Linked DNA regions of Homo sapiens: regions 1 and 3 are each linked to region 2. The links are chromatin loops, found by intact Hi-C in ENCODE. Cell type or tissue: Calu3. All regions are shown on one strand.

Evidence for each region. Hi-C counts contacts between places; a loop is a spot of excess contacts. Peaks named below come from ENCODE experiments on the same cell type or tissue, not always from the same donor. Only the 100,000 strongest peaks of a DNase experiment are listed, where the experiment ranks them.
Region 1: a loop joins it to region 2, with 7 times the contacts of the local background. A loop is called at or near these places in 4 of 110 quality-filtered maps.
Region 3: it touches region 2 in a loop (2.8-fold over the local background); 3 of 110 quality-filtered maps call a loop at or near these places.

The regions. Positions count from the first base shown.
Region 1 is chr4:170,006,204-170,011,203 of GRCh38, forward strand. The region is part of intron 1 of MFAP3L (microfibril associated protein 3 like); the gene reads right to left. Among named protein-coding and RNA genes, the nearest start is that of MFAP3L, 18 kb to the right of the region's middle. In Calu3, no CTCF peak of the experiment used is centred here; a DNase peak (open chromatin) is centred at 2,428.
Region 2 is chr4:169,807,812-169,812,811 of GRCh38, forward strand. No RefSeq gene overlaps it. Among named protein-coding and RNA genes, the nearest start is that of HPF1, 52 kb to the left of the region's middle. In Calu3, a CTCF peak has its summit at 2,718 (motif pointing right); a DNase peak (open chromatin) is centred at 2,730.
Region 3 is chr4:169,941,838-169,946,837 of GRCh38, forward strand. It overlaps LINC02275 (long intergenic non-protein coding RNA 2275), which reads right to left. Exons shown (of 5, transcript NR_037878.1): 2 at 869-1,006. Among named protein-coding and RNA genes, the nearest start is that of LINC02275, 32 kb to the right of the region's middle. In Calu3, no CTCF peak of the experiment used is centred here; DNase peaks (open chromatin) are centred at 1,954 and 2,824.

The sequences.
Region 1 (5,000 bases), 200 kb after region 2:
CTAGGTTTAAGTGATTCTCCTGCCTCAGCCTACCAAGTAGCTGGGATTACAGGCACCCACCAACATGTCTGGCTAATTTTTGTATTTTTAGTAGAGATGAGGTTTCACCGTGTTGGCCAGGCTGGTCTCGAACTCCTGACCTCAGGTGATCCACCCACCTCGGCCTCTCAAAGTGCTGGGATTACAGGCGTGAGCCACCGCACCCGGCCAAACCTACATACTTTTTAAACAAAACACAACCATAAGATGTTCCGGATGTGAATTATATTTTTCACAGAAATCATAATTTTGTTTTTTGCTATCAAAACATATAGATTTTATAGGAACAAATATTTCTTATATTAAATTTATATATTGCTTCATAGAGCGCAAAAATGGATTCAGGCTGCTTTCACTTACCATGACAAGCTCTCTTTCCTCCACATTACCTGTCTTCATTGTGGAGGACCTAATTGTTCACCTGGGTGTTCCTTAACCTCTTCTCTCCCAGTAAACGGGACTTCCAGTCTGCGTCACTGGTCACAGCTTGGGCTCTGCCGGCATTTGGAAGGACTGCATCAGAATCACTCTGGCATTCTCCTAACTACCCATTATAGCTTCCAGAATGCTCCTTACTGTCTCATTCAACTTCCCATGCTCCTCTGAGCTCCACCTCATCTAGCGCTCTCTGCTCTGTGTTACTGTTACTTACGGGCTCCAGGTCACTCATGTACACCCTGGTTTCAATCTCATCTGCCTCCCACAGGCTGGGGAACATCACCAGACATTACGGTTGGCGGCACTTCTATGTCCAAAGATCTAACCTTCACCTAGTCCTCTATCCTCCATTTCATTCTAATTCTATAGCCATGCCTTCTTCAAAGGCAGAAGTTATTATTTCAATTCTGCCTACAACAACACTGAAGGGGTACCTGGTGATGATAAATTAGCTTCAGATCATATTTTTTTTCAGTAGGAAAGAAAAGAGTTTTGTTTTGCCATAGATTTCCATAAACCCCACTAAACTGGAGTGCTTTCCTGCCCTAGGAAGCCAACACATTACGCCACCAGCTGAAACCCTGTGGCGAAGGGAGATAGCACAGACTGCAATGGCATGATAGACACCCTGCCATGACTTTGCAAATGTCTTTCTTTACTTGGCTAAACTTGTGGTTTCCTTTGTGGTTGGAAAGCTGACCTATTCGATACAGAATAGCTGTGAAGAGCATGGCCTCAGGTTTGAGAGAGACCAGGCCAGGATTCTGGACATAACCACCTTCGCTGGCTGTGTGTCTTGGGCAAGTACAAGACAATTATAAGGATTCACAATCAAATGTATACCAAACACCTATGTACTGCTGCCTTGATAAACAAGAATTATTAGCACAATGTATAAAGCATCCTTTATTGAAATGATGCTTCTCCAATCTATTTTTATGTCTTCTAAAAGCCAGATCTTGAGTTTTGCTTAAAACGTTATTATAAATTATAAATAATTATAAATGACTTTCAGCACTGGGTCCTTTGCAGGGGCTCAAGTCTGAGAATGCATGAGCTGCCCCCTTAGGTGTATTCTGTGGTGAGCATGTTGAGGGCAGGGGCTGGGTCACTCATTATTGACTCCCTGGTGCCCGAGCCATAGCAGATGCCTGGCTAAATACCACAGGGGAGAATCAGAGACAAGGCAGGTTGGGAGATGGGTTCTAATAAATATGGGTGGTAAATATAACTTTTCCCCCCAGTTAAAGAAAATGCCACAAATGGAAAATCAAACTGAATTTTAAAGTGTGTATCTCAAGAGCTGTTTTCAAACAGAGGCTCTCCACATTTGGCTTTCTACGTTCAAACACATTGTGCTAGCAGAGTAAAGAGAAGGGGATACTGCTGTGCTATTATATTTTAATAATGTCAGTAGGTGCTTTGGGCTAGAAACACAGCCAACTGTTCTGAAATGGAATCTAGTTCCGTTAGAGACCTTACGAGATACAGAAGCAGAGACTTTCGTTTTATGCAGGGATTTCAGTTAGCAAAATGTTTTCCCTCTTCCTCATTTTTATTCCCATCCTCTCCCATCTGGAAAAGTCACTAAGGTACAGAAGACATAACGCATCATTTACAGGTTGTTTGTATCACAGCGTTTTGCTCTAAAATTCTGTGAAAACTGATTCAAAGTAAGCACTGAATTAACACTAATGAATTAATAGTTTTAGTAAGAATTTACTTTCAATTTACTCTTTCACTTCAGATTTTTCAAAAGGTATTTATTATGTGCCGGGCACACTGCCAGGATTTAGGGGATGGGAAGTGCCACAAAGCTCAATAAACCACAGACCATGTCCACTCACAGTCTAGTAGTGGAAAGACATACAGATAACTTCAATATGTTCTCTAGGTGCTATGGGCTTGGAGTTGGGTAGGAAGGAGGGGCACCGAACAGCTTGGGTGCCACCTAGAGATGATGTTTGTTGACTGCCCATCCAGCATCCAGGCCCTCTTCTGCCTTTCCCTTTCTGTGAGTCCCATGGCTCACAGGGTAGAAACTTCTAGTCCTTCTCATCACCCCATCGCATGTGCACCTACCAAACTTGACACTGCTCCCTGGTGTATGATCTTGCACTTTTCTGTTTTGAGTAAATTCCTTCTCGATTACAAGGACAGCTCCTGGATAGCAAAAACTTGCACATATAGTTCAGTAGGATTTCCTTATTGCTAGGCACCCATAATCACGTTTACACACTTGCTGTATGAAGCCATGCTTATATGGAATCCAACGGCAATTATTTAAGAACAAATTACAATGTGTTGCCTGAAGAACATAAGATATCACGTGACTCTGGACGCTGGCAAAATATTCTGCAAATGTACCTTTTCAGCTTGTTGGATTAGGATCTTACAGACAGCACCATGAAAAGTTTAGTTGAGCTGGACATGGTGGCTCACGCCTGTAATCCTAGCACTTTGGGAGGCTGACGCAGGCGGATCACGAGGTCAGGAGTTCGAGACCAGCCTGGCCAATATGGTGAAACCCCATCTCTACTAAAAATACAAAAATTAGCCGGGCGTGGTGGTGTGCTCCTGTAGTCCCAGCTACTCAGGAGGCTGGGGCAGGAGAATCACTTGAACCCAGGAGGCGGAGGTTACAGTGAGCCGAGATGGCATCACTGCACTCCAGCCTGGGCGACAGAGCAAGACGCTGTCTCAAAAAAAAAAAAAAAAAAAAGTTTAGTTGATAACAATCTAACATTGTGAAAGACATTTGAGCCAGCAAAGAGTAAAATAACAATCTAACATTGTGAAAGGGATTTGAGCCAGCAAAGAGTAAACCCTAAGTACTATAATCCAGCAGCTTAAAATGCAGTCCTTCAAAATACAAGAACAAAGACCACAGCTTTCAAAACCAGGGCTTAACAAAAGCTACAATGGACAAGTTGTTAAACCTCATAATCTTTGGGAAAACTTTGATAGACTACTTTATTTTCTATAAATAGAACAAAAGAGAAATATTTAGCAAATATCAAATGTTCTTTATTTTGACCCCTTCCCTACCTCCCAGCCATTGGATTTTATCTAAAAATGTTTAATAAAATGCTTTGTTCAGTCCTATTTCTTCTTTTTCCACCTATAATCAATAAGACTGTTGCCCATGTATTTCTGGAGCTAGAAGGAAAAGGACCTCTTGTGTAAGGGGTGTTTTGTACTAAATGAATATTATTGTTTTTTCTTGGCAGAGTCAATTTGGGTATTGCCCCAACTACTCTGATGAATAATTTGTAGAGTGATACAACTGGATTTTGTTGCAACACCTACTGAGAGTTACCCCTATTTTAATTTGCGTGGGAATGATGCCACAGGCACATAAGCTACCTTCTGGATGAAAACACATTCTTCACAGGGTTATACTCATGAAGCATGGAGAGGGAAGCCCCATTTCATATGAATTGGAAAGTGGCACTAAAATACTCATTAAGACATGAATACTAACTTTTCAAAACTGGTAGTCAACTCAAGCCATTTCAGTTATGAATATGTTTCTGCCACTTCCTTTCCCATATATCATAATGAATTCAAAATATCCACGTCTTTTTTAAACAAAAATTAAAAATATTTTCTTTTGCGATTAAAAAAAATGAGAACAAAATTCTCACTGGCTCATTCTATCCCACCTAACACCTTTCAGGATCAGCATAGAGTCTCTTGAACAGCATGGGTCTGAACCACTCAGTCCACTTACATGCAGGTTTTTTCTTTTTTAACAGAAGTTACACTGAGTGTGCCTGCCTCTCCTTCCCCCTCTTCCACATCCACCACCTATGAGACAGCAAGACCAGCCCCTCCCCCTCCTCCTCAGTCTACTCAACTTGAAGATGGCGAGGCTGAAGACATTTACGATGATCCACTTCCCCTTAGTGAACGGCAAATATATTTTCTCCTTCTTAAGATTTTCTTAATAACAGTCTTTTCTCTAGCTTACTTTATTGTAGGAAAATGGTATATAATACACATAGCATACAAAATATGTGTTAATGAGCTGTTCATGTCATCAGAAAGGCTTCTGGTCAACAACCGGCTATTAGTAGTTAAGTTCTGGGGAGTCAAAAATTATACACAGATTTCCCACTGCATTGCGGGGGGGTGGGTGCCCCTAACCCATGTTGTTCAAGCATCAACTATACTGAATTTTAGATAATTAGGGTGATCTCTGAATATAAACTATGGTGATATGGTTTGGCTGTGTTCCCACCCAAATCTCACCTTGAATTGTAATAAACCCCATGTGTCAAGGGTGGGGCCAAGTGGAGATAATTGAATCATGGGGGTGGTTTCCACCATATTGTTCTTGTGGTAGTAAGTCTCACGAGATCTAACGGTTTTATAAATGGGAGTTCTCCTGCACAAGCTCTTTTCTTGCCTGCTGCCGTGTAAGACATGCCTTTGCTTCTCCTTTGCCTTCCACCATGATTCTGAGGCCTCCCCAGCCATGTGGAACTGTGAATCAATTAGACTTCTTTGCTTTATAAATT
Region 2 (5,000 bases):
AATGCTATAAGTAAAATGGGGTCATGATTTTATTTGTCCCTCTTGGACTTGTGGAATCTTTCTATCTTCTCTTTGAGGATTCAGTCTTGTTTTTCTTTTCTTTCTGAAGACTAATTATGAAGAACGAGACAAACGTACCAAAATCTGAAATGGTCAACTCAATACCCCATCTAAAGCAAATGGGAAAACATTTGTTTCTTGCCCTAAAGAAGAGAATTTTTTCCCCTTTATGGGATTGAGATGGTAAAGATTTCTGATTCAGGCTGGGAGCTGTCAGAACAAATAAAGCAATTCTGTTTAAACACTTTCCTTTCGTCTATCTTTGAAATGAATTACCAAATTAAGCCACCTAAGTGCACTCTTAACTCTTGGTTCTCTTCCTCATATTTTGTTTCCTGTTTCATATGGAAATTATGTTTTCTTCTCTGCTTAGTGTCAGATGCTTCTATGGGAAATTCTCCAATAATGTCCTCAGATGATCTCCCACATTCAAATGTGGTTTTTCTCGGCTGGAAGGCGTGGGCTCCTTATTCAATCTCATTCTAACTCTCAGACAATTTTAGAGGCTGGTGTTTCTTTTCCTAACCAGAACATGCTTTCTGCTTTGGGGCCACAAAAATCTATTTTTATTTCATACCAGTGACTGAAAACTTTGTGATACAATGGGCATGAAATAAGCAGGAAATTCAAAATAATATTTTTTATGGTTTTGTGTGGCATAGGTTTTTTCCACATATATTCACACTAAGCATCTCTATGGAAAAAAATATATGAATTCTGATTTTTTACTTCCCTTAATCTGTTGGCCAGAATGCTCAGGTTATGTTACTTTGAATAGAATGTTTAGAAATGGACATTCCCTTTCTCTCCTGCTCAGAGTTTAAGCAGTTCCTTGAACAACCAAGGTACTAACCATAAATTTCTTCATTGGTTGGTTGTCTCTTACTACTCAAACCTTAGGCCCTGATTTTTTCATGTTTGTTCTCCTTGCTGTGATTTTGGAAGGCAGACTGGTACAAAAGAGACCCCTGACTGGGTACCTGGCAGCTTCTCAGAAGGGAGGCAGTGGAAACTACAGGATGCATTCCTCTATGATTTTTTTTTTTTTTTTTTGAGACAAGGTCTCACTCTGTCACCCAGGCCGTAGTGCAGCAGTGCACTTGCTGCTAACTGGCAGCATCAGCCTCCTGGGCTCAAGCGATCCTCCCGCCTCAGCCTCCTGAGTAGCTGGGATTACAGGTGTGCACCACCATGCCCGACTCATCTTCTGTGTTTTTTGTAGAGATGGGGTTTTGCCATGTTTCCCAGGCTGGTCTTGAACTCCTGAGCTCAAGTGATCTGCCTGCCTTGCCTCCCAAAGTGCTTGGATTACAGATGTGAGCCACCACTCCTGGTCTTGCCTGGCTTCTTAATTAAACATCAGTTGTGAGATTGATCCATATTCTTTTGTCTGTCGTCAAAGATAGTTCATGGTCTTTGCTGTGTTGGAATTCATCTTTAAACCTCCTTTTCCCTCACCCCTTCTTTTATCTCATGACCAAATCCTGTCAATGTCATCTTCAAATCTATCTAAAGTCTCACTCCTTCCACTGGCAGTACTTCCTGCTTGAAGGCTGCTTTGTCTTTTGATCCATGTCCTCACTTCCATTCCTGTTTCCCTCTCCTCCTGTCTACACATGCAGCTGGCGGGACAGTTACAAAAAAGCAGAGTATACCAGGTTATTCACATACTTGAAACATGTCATGAGTTCCCAGTGCATTTAGGATAGTTCCCTCGGCCTGCACGTGGTCTGTGAAGCCCTGTGTGAACTGGCTTGTGCCTGACACCGTCCCCCGCCCTCTCTGGGCACCTCTGCAGCTCCATTTTGTTCTTCCAGTTCCTCCCAAGAGTCAAGCTTTTCCCTGTCCTCAACGTTGGTATATGTGATTTTTTTTCTACTTAGTTTCCCACTCTCCCTTGACCTGGCAAATTCCTGCTCTGTCATTTCTCAGAGAGACCACCTCCAATGTTCTTGTCTACATTAAATCTTCCTGTTATTTTCACTGGCAGTGATTGCCACACCTAACACCAACATTTATTGCATTTACCAACACAACTGTTAGAGTAACTGTCTAATGCTTGTCTTCCCGCTAGACTGTGGACACTGTGGGGCCGGGTCTTTTTGTTTGCTGTTGTATCTGCAGCATCTAGCACAGTGTCATGTATGTAATGGCTGCTCAGAAAATGAGCAAATTAAAGCAGAGTCTCAGGAACTATGACAAAGTTTACCTGAACATGTAAATGAGATGTCAATGAAGGGGACTTTTCATTTACACCTTTTCGGATCTGAAGCTTTTCAGCTGAAAATAGGTAGATTGGGTATCAGGATTTCTGAGCATCTTGCAGCTCAACCAATCAAGGCAGGCAAACATTCACTTAATAAGCTGCTCTGACCAAAGCTCATTCTTTCATTTTAAGAAATACCGTCCCTGAATTACAAGCAGCATAAACACCATCCCAGAGTGACACTTTGAATGAAACATTAGAGCTGACTGTGTCCATATTAACCCCATAGGCAACAACATTCATCCCTGTCCTCTGTTACTGTTCTTCTCCTCCACTACTGTAGCAAATACACAATATATAATGTAGTAAATAAATGTGCAGCGAATAAAACGACAGATAAGAAGCTGACCTAACTCTGGATTGCCAATGGCTTTTTAGACCACAAGAGGGAGCTGTTTAAACTCTTGTTAACAAGGAAACAATTGAGGGAGAAGAAATTTGGCAATCCTGAGGTTGGCCAGATGGGCACCTATTTATATGATATTGACTCTGGAATTACATTTATTTTTAAGTTACAAAAGTTTTAATTCTTTTTATCTGCAATGTAATTAGCATTTTAAATAGTGATATTAAAGGCAATGAGTTGTTTTTGTCTTAAAATCTAATTTTGTCTCATTTAACTAGTTTGGAAAAGTGTAAATATTTAATTAAGGGACAAGGAGATGAAGACTACTTTCATACTAAATCTATTTCCTAAATACTTACTAATAAACCGCCTCATGAACAAATAAGCTTTTCTTTAAAAAATACTGTTTCTTTCAATAGTCTATATGGTCTTAAATATTTAAATATGTGTGCAAATCAGATTTTTTAAAAAGATATACACAAACTATGACTTGAGAACTCCTTTCTTAAGAACACTGCAGTCTAATTATAGACATATTTACATACCATGAACCCAGTTATATGACAGCTACCCTTGCCAACCCTCCTGGTCACCCTGAGAATGAATGCAGTTAAATTATCTAAAGGGACCTGACCCAAGGGCAGAGTGTGTTTTTCTACAAAGGGGCCAGTGAGAGGGCACATCGGTGGGAGTCAAATGACCAATCGTAATAACAGTAGTGACATTCATGGAGTGTTTATACAGGCCAGGCACTGTGCTTAAAGCACCGTACATGGACTAGATCATTAATTCCTTCCAAAGCTGCAAGGTAGCTTCTATTACTGTTTTTATTTTAGAGATGAAAAAACAGAAGGGTTAAATAACTTATAGAAGATCACAGAGCTATTAAGTGGGGAGCCAGGATTTGAATCCCCCTGCAGAGGAAGGCTCACTAAATGTGATTCTCCTCAACTGGCAAGTCTGACTGTGGGTTAAAGCATCAGGCCTCTGGGTGAAATGCTTCTTTTCCTGCAATGGACCAAATCTGTACATTGTTATCTTCATTTTGAACAGTGGGATTCTGCCAAGATTCTCTTCTTCCCATAAAATGTTTTGTCCTAAGAAGGGAGAGAAAGCTTTTGTCGTTGTACACTGGGCTCCATATCCAGGATGATTGTCAGTGAATAGGAAATGTGTTAAAGATGATGGTTTCCTGCTGATTCACTTCTGTGACGTCAAGACTTATGGGAATACAGACAAACTTATCTGAATGACAGACATCACTTAATGTAAAAAGGGAAGCCAGCAAAATGTTCTAAGACAGAGGACTTCTAAAAAATTCCAACAGTTTACCATAGTGGTCCTAGAACCTAAGTGTGTTTTGAGTAAATATTCAAACATGTCCTATGAGCAGAAACATAAATGTCATCTTCCTGGCTCATGGTGGGACTGTGGCCCATTTGTTATAGGGGAATTAGGGGGTTAAGAATCCCCTTGCTAATGATTATCTATTGCCATTCTGCATTTTCTCCTTACCCTACCCTCAGTCCTATTCCTAACTGGGATCTTTAAGTACTTAGAAAACCCTGCTGGCCCAGCGCAGTGGCTCATGCTTATAATCCCAGCACTTTGGGAGGCTAAGGTGGAACCAATTGCTTGAGCCCAGGAGTTCAAGATCAGCCTGGGCAACACGGCAGCATCCTGTCTCTACAAATAATTGTTTTTAAAAATAGCCAGGCTTGGTGGCACGCACCTGCAGTCCCAGCTACTTGGGAGGCTGATGTGGGATTATCACTTGAGCCCAAGAGTTCAAGGCTACAGTAAGCTATGATCACACCACTGCACTCCAGTCCAGTCTGGGCAACAGAGTGAAACCCTGTCTCCAAAAAAAAAAAGGAAAGGAAAAGAAAAGAAAAAACATTGTTACATTGCTAATATTTATTATTGTAGTATTTATGAACAAACAACATTTCTGAATATAAAAATAAATGAGCCAATTCTCATCCTTTAACCCTTTGTAATGTGTCCTCAGGTCTGCACTCAAATTTGCCTTGTAAGTCAGGTACAGAATTTGAGAGTTTTTAAGAAGCACTAGAAGTCATAGTGCCTTAGTATTCCTACATTTTATCTTGCTAGCCCTTTTAATTTCAGTGGTTGACCAAGTACAGCACCAGGGCCAGAATGTGACATGAATTTGACTTTAGAAATGTGTATTAAAATATGGCAGCAGGAGTGAGAAGGCTCTCTGGAAGTAGGCATAGGCATGAATCTCAGGCATTCCTTCCCTACAGGGTTGCCAGTTTACATACAGGCTGTCTGGAATGGTGGCCCGTGCCTGTAGCTACTGGG
Region 3 (5,000 bases), 130 kb after region 2:
ACACCTCTTTCTCTGCTGCAACCTGGAGTCTCAGAATATTGACTTACTGGGTACATCAGGCAACAAACCTGTTGTAGTTCTACAGTTGCCCATGTGGCCTGGAGCCAGCCCATACAGGAGACTTCCCCACATGGAGCCCTCTGTTTTTGGCTTTCCCCCTCCTTTTTTGTGATACTGTACACCCCTTCTGGATAGACACCAGAAAGGGAGCCGTCATCCCAAATGTGTCAAACCCTTATCTCCTGAAGTGGTGTAGGAAACACTGCCTCAAAATATGGCACCTTGGAAATTGAAAAAGCAGAAGCAGGAAGGCTATTTCACCTTTTTCTTTTTCTTTCTTTCTTTCTTTCTCTTTCTTTCTTTTTCTTTCTTTTTTTTTCTTTCAACAGGGTCTAGCTCTGTTGTCCAGGCTGGAGTACAATGGTGCAATTGTGGCTCATTGCAACCTCTGCCTCCCAGGCTCAAGGGATTCTCCTGCCTCAGCCTCCTGAGTAGCTGGGATTACAGGTGCCCACCACCACAAGTGGCTAATTTTTGTATTTTTAGTAGAGACATGGTTTCACCATGTTGACCAGGCTGGCCTTGAACTCCTGGCCTCAAATGATCCGCCCGCCTCGGCCTCCCAAAGTGCTGGGATTACAGGCGTGAGCCACTGCGCCCGGCCTACCTCACGTTCTTCTTGCCCTTCTTCTCTGAAGCAAGTCATAAAACCTAGGAAGTTCACTGTCCGACCTTGCCCTCCTCCCCTGAAAATCCTCACGTGACAGGTGTCCTGCCCTATGCCCAGAGGGAAGGAATGTCATGCACAAAGGCCAAGAGGAATGTGAACAAGCAGGCTTTGGTAAATGCCCACCCCCAAGTTCATTACCTCAAGATAATCCCTGTTCTCCAAGTATGCTTCTGCATGACTGTCCTTGAAAATCCACAGATGACTGTCCATGAAAATCCACAGATCTCCTGTTCCTTTGGGTCTTCATTTTCTGAAAGTTCCCGTGTCACATAATACCTATATTAAATAAATCCGTATGCACTCTCTTGTTAATCCGATTTTTGTTATTTGAGTCTTAGCCATGAGCCTAGCATTGAATGAGAAAAGATATTACTTTTTTCACCTATACTTTCCAGTCCCTGCCTCATCCTCTGGGGGCAGAAGGGGTGGGCCCACCATCTCTTACCTGACAGTCACTTCTCCTTCCCCATTTCCTCCTTCTCTGTCCTGACTTTCCTCTGGCCACAATGGCAGTTGAAAAGCAGGGAGAGAAAGTGCCTCAGAGGAAGGGAATATCTAGAAAGTTTAGATTCCTTACATTATTATTTTGTTGTTGTTTTTTAGATGGGGTTTTGCTCTCATTGCCCAGGCTGGAGTGCGGTGGTGCGATCTTGGCTCACTGCAACCTCCACCTCCTGGGTTCAAGCAATTCTGCTGCCTCAGCCTCCTGAGTGGCTGGGATTATAGGTGTGTGCCACCACGCCCAGCTAATTTTTGTCTTTCTAGTAGAGATGGGGTTTCACTTGTTGGCCAGGATGGTCACGAACTCCTGACCTGAGGTGATCCACCCGCCTCGGCCTCCCAAAGTGCAGGGATTACAGGAGTGAGCCACCGTGTCCAGCCAATTTCTTTAAAAAGATAAAGAAATAGAGGTGAGGTGATGACACCGCCCACCATACCCAGACCTCGCCCACATTGGTTCTGTTGTTTCCTTACACTAATTTTTGAACATTTAAGGATTTTAAAAGCTAATTTGTCCAGGGACACTTCTGCCTTACTTTCTTGCAAGTAAGCTCATTTCAAGATGCTAATAAGAAAGTATGTTTCTTCCCAGGAAGTCAGTCAAATTAAGGGAGGAGACCACCCCTCATATTGTCTTATGCCCAATTTCTGCCTCCAAAGAAAAAGTAAAAACTAAAAGGCGGAAATGAAATCCACAGGCAGACAGCCCGGGCCACACCCTGGGCCTGGTAGTTAAATATCAACCCCTGACCCTGACCTATTCGGTTATGTTATCTATAAATTACAGACATTGTATAGAAAAGCACTGTGAAAATGCCTGTCCTCTTCTGTTCCGTTCTAATTACCGGTGCATGCAGCCCCCAGTCATGTACCCCCTGCTTGCTCAATCAATCACGACCCTCTCACACAGACCCCCTTAGAGTTGTGAGCCCTTAAAAGGGACAGGAATTGCTCGCTCGGGGAGCTCGGTTGTTGGAGACGTGAGTCTTGCTGAAGCTCCCAGCCGAATAAAGCCCCTCCTTCTTTAACTCGGTGTCTGAGGGGTTTCGTCTGCGGCTTGTCCTGCTACAAAATGTGGAAAGTGGGACAATCACGCCCTTGTGAAACAACAATCGCAGCACTTCAGCCTTCCTGGGTATGGTCTTTGATCTTTCTGCTTGGCTGTGAGGGGAATAAAGTTGTAATGGCCGAGAGCTCAGAACTTAGACTTGTAAATGAGGAGCTTTCTGCTATGCATGGTAAGCAGGCAAGCAATTTGACCTTCGCTTGATGCTCAGAAGCCAAAACACATTCCAGACAATTCAAGAGTCAAGTGCAAAAAAATTAAAGTGTAAAACACTGGACAAATAGAATTAGATATTTGTATATTTATAACATCTGGAGCGGTAAAGACTTAGTAAACTTAGAAGTAGTAGAAGTCATAAAGAAAATAATGGGCCAATTTATCTGCATGAAATTAATTTTTAAATGAATTTACTTTATCCTAACTGGCTGTAAGTGAAATTGGTCACAGGCAAATTGGCTTTTAAATGAATTGGTTTGAGAGAAACTGGCCAGCACTTCCTCGGGAGTGGTTGTGGGAACAGAGCCAAGAAAGAAATATGTGAGGCCGGGCGCAGTGGCTCATGCCTGTAATCCCAGCACTTTGGGAGGCCAAGGTGGGTGGATCACCTGAGGTCAAGAGTTCGAGACCAGCCTGACCAACATGGAGAAACCGGTCTCTACTAAAAATACAAAATTAGCCGGGCGTGGTGGTGGGTGCCTGTAATCCCAACTACTTGGGAGGCTGAGGCAGGAGAATTGCCTGAACCCAGAAGGCGGAGGTTGCGGTGAGCCAAGATCGTGCCATTGCACTCCAGCCTGGGCAACAAGAGCGAAACTCCGTCTCAAAAAAAAAAAAAAAGATATAAAGAAAGAAATATGTGAATAAGACTAACTTTGTTAGAGGCAAAGACAGGATTGGTGACTGACTAGATACAGCAGGGAGGCAGGATGGAAAAGTCAAGAATGAATGGGAGGTTTATGAGCCCAGGTAGCTGGGAGGGTAGTGGAACCAATTAACCCAAGTAGGAAGCAAAGCCGGAGGAGCATCCTTGGTCCTCGGAGTTGATATCACTATAGGTCACTTGTTCTCTAACTTTTGCCTGCATCAGAATTACATGGAGAGTTTGTTAAAATGCATATTGCTGGGCGCATCCGTAGAGCTGCTGATTCAGTTGGTCTGGGTTGGGGCTTGAATTTGCATTTCTAAAGAGTTCTTAGGTGGTGCTGACGCTACTGACCCTGGACCTCACTTTGAGAATCATCATCTGGTTTAGGGGTGAAGGTGGTGGGGATAGTGTCCAGCAGAGAGTTATTATTGTGGGCCTGGAGCCCTGGAGAGAGATCAGGGCCAGATATAAGGATAATTGCTACCATTTCCTGTAAAGCTTCCCTTCGGTGTGCCAGTAATGAGCTGATGGGCCCAAATATTGATTATGCATTAGGGTGGGGGCTGGGCAGGGGCTGGAGAGCCCAAAGCCCCCAGACCAATTGTCTTTAGCCTGAGCAGCCACTTCCATTTATCCCAGAATGCATACTGGCATTATCATTTTTCTAATGGAAGCAGTAATATGGAAAACTAAAATGTTGAAAAGCACTGACTGAGCACTTACTCTGTGGCAGGCTGAAGTGATATTCCTATGAGCAAGATCCAATTATTATCCAGATTTAAGAGAAGAGAAAATGGAGGTTTAGAGAGGTTAAGCCACTCGTTCATTGTCACATGGCTAGTAATTGGCAGATCCAGGATTAAAACTCTGTCTGGCCCATTTCCAGACCTTGAGCTTCTAATCATTGTGCCTCTTAAAGGATTTGAACATTACCTGCATAGAGGTGATATTTAAAACAATGAGATTGGATGAGACTATCAAGCAAGAGGGCATACAGAGAAATGTCCAAGTACAGTACCTTGGGGAACATTTAATCTAGGGGATGAGGGGAAGAAATGGAGTCCCAGAGGATGTTACGGAAATGAAAGGAGAAGAAAGCATGAAGAAAGTAAAAGAATTTCATTAGTATCATATGCCTTGGAGCTGTCAAGAAAGAAAAACAAACAAAAAAGATTACTAAATTTTGAGACCAGGATTACTGTTCTTGAAAGGAACTGCTTCATCAGAGAGGTAAGGATGAAAAGTGAATGTTTAGTGACCTAGTGGTGCTTAGCAAACAACCCCAGAAATAGCAACTTAAAATAGTAGCGTCATTTGCCGGGCACAGTGGCTCACGCCTGTAATCCCAGCAGTTTGGGAGGCCAAGGTGGGAGGATCACAAGGTCAGGAGTTTGAGACCAGCCTGGCCAACATAGTGAAAACCCACCTCTACTAAAAATACAAAAATTAGCCTAGCATGGTGGCATGCGCCTGTAGTCCCAGCTACTCGGGAGGCTGGGGCAGGAGAATTGCTTGAACCTGGGAGGCGGAGGTTGTGGTGAGCCGAGATTGTGCCACTGAACTCCAGCCTGGGCGACAGAGCGAGACTCCATCTCAAAAAAAAAAGTAGTAGCATCATTTATTGTTTCTCACATTTCCAAGCATTGACTAGGCTCTAGGCTTAGCTGGGTGATCCTTCAGCTCCAAATGGTGTTGGCTGGGGCGCTGGGAGGCTGCAGTCATCTGGAGGCTTGATTGCACAGAAACATCCCAAATAGCTGATTCACCTGACTGGCTGTCAGTGCTGGCTGTTGGCTGAGAACCCAGCTGGGGCTGTTGGCCAGAGAGCCTCAGTTATC